2 separate regions of the Homo sapiens genome follow, and region 2 is linked to region 1. A link is a loop called in an ENCODE intact Hi-C map of the cell type or tissue named here. Cell type or tissue: natural killer cell. All regions are shown on one strand.

Region 1 (2,500 bases):
GACAGATCAAAGAAGAGAAACCAAATAAGGGAGACAGGAAAAGTGAGAAAATGGGGCCATCAAGGAAGAAAGGAGATGAGATAGAAGAACCAGGACACACCCTGTGCTTGTGGGGGTCAGGCCCCAGGTGCTGGATCAGATGTCTGATCAGGGAAGCGGAGGTGCTGGACACACACTGTCCAGGGGCCTGGTGTGAAATTACAGGAGTTGGGAGAGAGTGCCTCAGAGGCACAGGAGCAGGGCTATGTGGGTGTGAGCAGAGGCTGGTCTGGAGGGACAGGGCTGGGCAGGACAGGCTAGGGATAGGAAGGCCAGGCAGGGATCCCCTCCTAGAACTGTGGCTGTGGGTTCCACTCTCTGTGGGTGGAGGTTCAGGTTCAGGCAGGGAGCTAGAAGCAGGTGTCAGCAATGCGGGGAGGAGAGAAGGGGACTGTTGTGGGGATTTGGGAGTAAGGAGGGCCGGAAGGGAGGGACGTCTAGGCTTCCTGCAGCCTCTACTTCAAGGAAGCTCAACATAGCTCCACGGCCTGGGACAGGGCATTCTTCAGCCAGCTTCCAGCCATCCTGCCATTCACACAATCACACAAATCAGTCAGATGGAGCCCCTGAGAGGGGTCTTCCTGAGATCCAGCTGACCCTGGTCATTCCTTTCTCAGTCTTTTCCCAGTCCTAGGACTGCACCTCTTCATGACTGTGGTTTCCAGAATAATGGCCTGGTTTGTAGAGATCAGAAATGCCCACTGCTGTTTCCTGTATCCCTCCACCCACCCAGACTGAGCCTCTGAAGCTGTCCGGGGCCTGGAGAGAGAAGCCACTCAAGGACAGCAGCTGCTGACTCAGACGCTCAAATTCTCGGGCGGAAAAGGACCTTAGAGAATGCCTAAAATCGTGGCCCAATCCCTCATTGGAAGCTGGGGCTCCGAAAAGCCGGGGCTCCGAAAAGCTGGGAGAGCAGCCCAAAGCGTACTGCCCACTAAATGTGGATGCACGCTGGACCGCCGGTTCAGGCCTCCTTCTGGGACACCAGTCGGCCCATCTCTTCCTCATAAGCTCTTAGGAGTAGGAGGGATTTTATTTAACGAGCCAGGGCCCTCTCGCCTGGTCCTCCCAGCCGACTGTGATGGTGTAAAAAGGTCAGAGTCCACAGGACCACCATAGGACCACGGTCTCCAGGAGGGAGAAGGCAGGTGGCGGTTGGGCGGGGAGAAGCCTGTCACCGGGGACTGCAGTCAACTCTTTGCAGCTCTGTGGCCAACACTGCCCCCTTGTGGTTGCTGGCTGTCAAGGCAGTCTGGGGGCCGGAAATGGAGAGGCTTGGGTCCTCTTTCCCACCCAGGACCTCACCCTCTAGGAACCCCTGCCTCGTGCGATGCTGATTTACATCCTCCAGGGATACCCCTCCAGGGGAGGCCATCCAGGAGACTGAGCTTCCACTTGCCATTCTGCAGTAGGGTCCCCAGGCATGTGGGTGAGGGCTGACCACCTCCCGGGCGCCCAGAAACCCCAGGGGCCACTCACAAGCTATCTCTGGATCCCCAAGGAGTCCCCCAGAGTTCTAGGTCTGGAAGTCTGTCCCTCCCTTCAACCAATGGGCATAAGAGTCGGGGGGTGCTATTTTTAGGTGGGGCAGGAACGCAGGGAGAGGACTTTGGAGGGAAGGAGATGTCTGGGAAAGAGGTCACAGGACCAGTATCATTGTGCTCAGTGGTGTCCAGCCTGGACAGGGAAGAGTCAGGTTCCCTTGGGCTCAGCAGGGGTTGGCTTGGCTGAGGATGAGATGGTTAGGGGCGACTGACCCAGAGACATAGAGCAGGGGTGCCCCCCAGAGTCAGACACCAGGCACTGCTGGGAGTGCTCTGTGGAGCTCTCAGTTGGGAAACCCAGCCCAGTTCTTTTTGTTTTCAGGCCAGGGCCAAAGAAGTAGGCCTTGAACTGGGCGTTCCAGGGTGGAAGGACCAGCCGATAGTCCAGATGCCATGTCCTCTCAGGACAGGCTGGACAGCTTCTTATGATATCATTACTCTATAGGGAGAATTTCCTGGCACTCAAATTACCACTCCACCTTTTCCCCTCCTCTCCGAAGAATGGACATGGTCAGTCATGAGTACCTGGGCCAAAGATCCTCAGAGCCCCACCTAAGAAACATGAGAGTCATTTGATGCTGTATCACTTCATCTGTGACCTCCCCTTTCTCCTGAGTGCACTCTGTCACACATTCACATGCACTATCTCCTTGATGACCTATATGGATTTTTATTTCTCCCTCTGGGCCTGAATGACAAGGAAAATCCCTCGTCTCTGATTCAACCCCTTGCTCTGGAACTTGTGGGTTCAGTAAATACTTATCAAAGGACCCACCAAAAGACAGGAGGCTGGGCCTGGAATCCCAGCATTTTGGGAGGCCAAGGTGGGAGGATTGCTTGAGCCCAGGAGTTTGAGACCAGCCTGGGCAACATGGCGAGACTCCCATCACTATAGGCGGGCAGATCATGAGGTCAGG
Region 2 (2,500 bases), 330 kb before region 1:
CAGGGAGAGGGTAAATCAGGCAAGCTATGAGACAACAGGCTTCCAACCAGATCTTCCCCACCCCTCCAGCGAGTGAGAGCTCAGGTCTCTTTTCTGCTTTGCTAGAACGTGCTCGGATGGGACCTGTGATGGCTGCAACTTCCACTTCCTGTGGGAGAGCGCGGCTGCTTGCCCGCTCTGCTCAGTGGCTGACTACCATGCTATCGTCAGCAGCTGTGTGGCTGGGATCCAGGTGGGTTTCCCTCTGATCGGGCACTTCCATGAGAGAAGGGAATGGGAGATCTGAGTTCCTTGTTTTTCTCCCCAACAGAAGACTACTTACGTGTGGCGAGAACCCAAGCTATGCTCTGGTGGCATTTCTCTGCCTGAGCAGAGAGTCACCATCTGCAAAACCATAGATTTCTGGCTGAAAGTGGGCATCTCTGCAGGCACCTGTACTGCCATCCTGCTCACCGTCTTGACCTGCTACTTTTGGAAAAAGAATCAAAAGTACATGTTGCGGTATTGGAGTGTGGGGATGGACAGGGTTGGATTATTGATCAGGGAGAATATCTGAAAGTATAAATTAATGGGGTTTTTCTCTGGAGTTGGCTACAGACTCTGTGACTTATCCAGTGCATGGTTTGGTTATCCTGACTCCTGAACAGGGATGGTACCACGTGGCAGTCTATAAATGGATGTTAAATTCTCAAAAGCAAAGAGTATCCTCAGTTTGCTATTATTAACAGTACAGAGAATGACATTATGATTTTGATATTTCCATTAAATTTTGAGATCATAGAAACAGACAGCCTTAAGGAACAAAGATCACTGAACTGGGAACTAAGATTCCTTCTATTACCCCAGCCCTGACACCATTTTACCATGCTTCAGTCTCCTTACCCATGGCATGGGAATAGGACCTGTTCATAGCCTAACCTCTCTACCTCTTTCCCCCTTATTCCCACATTTTGGGATCTTGTCTTTCCCATCCTCCTGTTTTATAGACTAGAGTACAAGTACTCCAAGCTGGTGATGAATGCTACTCTCAAGGACTGTGACCTGCCAGCAGCTGACAGCTGCGCCATCATGGAAGGCGAGGATGTAGAGGACGACCTCATCTTTACCAGCAAGAAGTCACTCTTTGGGAAGATCAAATCATTTACCTCCAAGGTAGGGGTCCTGGCCAGTGCACTGAGGTCAGCCTGGAGGGCTGGAGGAGACACTGCTCCTCAGACACTGAATGGTCCTGTACCGTTCAGGGATGGGCACCCTGCTCCCCACGCCCGATACAATTCCATTTCCCCACTCTGAAAATCCTGCCTTCTCCTTCTGTGTTTCTACACCAATACTCTTTCCCCCGGGGCCCAAGGCTGCTCTTGATCAGGCTCCTTCTCTCTCAACATGCACTCCAGTTAGTGAACTGTTTGGGCCTTTTCACTTCCAGAAGGAGTACTGAACCATCTATGTTGTAAGAATCATCCCCTACTCCTTTTTTTATTTTCACTGAAAAGGGAAAAGGTGATCTCTGGGATCAACTTCTGATAGAAGTCAGGCTCTCCTTTGACCAGTGGGGGGTGCTGTCTTCCAGGTGTCTGGGTCCAGTCCTTTGGGAGCTGAATCATAGTTCAGTCTCAGCTGTTCCCCACTGAGCAATTCTGAGCTGGGAGGGCTGGCTTTGTGTGGGTGGGTGAGTATGAAGCTTATAAATGCAATACAGACAATACTGTCACTGGGTGTGGGGCCAGCAGACAGCATACAAGCAGGTCCTCCAGGGCTATAGTCCTCTGCAGCACAACTCTGCCAGTGCCCATACCTGACTACTGCTCTGAACCAGTTCATCCCAATAGGAGTGGGTGGGGAGGGCGGAAAGAGGGAGGAGGGTATTGGGAGGTGGTGAAGAAAGGACCGTGCTTGGGTGTTTAGATTGCTAAGTCTTGTTTCCTTTGTGCTGACCTGCTAGGGAGACTCCCTTGGCCTCCTTAGACTGCGATTTCTTTTTTTTTAAATGAATGGGAGAACAGTTCACCCTGGGACTCTTGAGTCTATCTGGGACTGCTAGAATTCAGCAAAGGTGCAAAGCAGGGGATTTTTAAGATTTTTGGCTCATGCCTGTAATCCCAGCACTTTGGGAGGCCCAGGCTGGAGGATCTCTTGAGGCTGGGAGTTCAAGATCAGCCTAGACAACATAGGAAGACCCCATCTCTACAAAATAAAAAACAATCAGCTGGGTGTTGTGGAGCATGCCAGTAGTCTCAGCTACTTGGGAGGCTGAGGTGGGAGGATCACTTGAGCCCAGGAGTTGGAGGCTGCACTGAACTATGATTGTGCCATTGCACTCCAGCCTGGGCAACAGAGCGAGACCCTGTCTCTAAAAAACATGTATTTATTTATTTATTTATTGAGACGGAGTGTTGCTCTGTCTCCCAGGCTGGAGTGCAGTGGCATGATCTCAGCTCACTGCAACCTCCACCTCCCAGGTTCAAGTGGTTCTCCTGCCTTAGCCTCCCTAGATGCTGGG

The links. Peaks named below come from ENCODE experiments on the same cell type or tissue, not always from the same donor. Only the 100,000 strongest peaks of a DNase experiment are listed, where the experiment ranks them.
Region 2: a loop joins it to region 1, with 26 times the contacts of the local background. A loop is called at or near these places in 8 of 110 quality-filtered maps.

What each region holds. Positions count from the first base shown.
Region 1 is chr1:109,531,207-109,533,706 of GRCh38, forward strand. No RefSeq gene overlaps it. Among named protein-coding and RNA genes, the nearest start is that of GPR61, 7.4 kb to the right of the region's middle. In natural killer cell, CTCF peaks have their summits at 1,283 (motif pointing left) and 1,787 (motif pointing left); DNase peaks (open chromatin) are centred at 1,255 and 1,815; H3K4me3 peaks cover 526 bases; H3K27ac peaks cover 500 bases.
Region 2 is chr1:109,199,749-109,202,248 of GRCh38, forward strand. It overlaps ELAPOR1 (endosome-lysosome associated apoptosis and autophagy regulator 1), which reads left to right. Exons shown (of 22, transcript NM_020775.5): 19 at 106-232; 20 at 311-489; 21 at 987-1,152. Among named protein-coding and RNA genes, the nearest start is that of SARS1, 13 kb to the right of the region's middle. In natural killer cell, a CTCF peak has its summit at 1,533 (motif pointing right); DNase peaks (open chromatin) are centred at 143 and 1,563.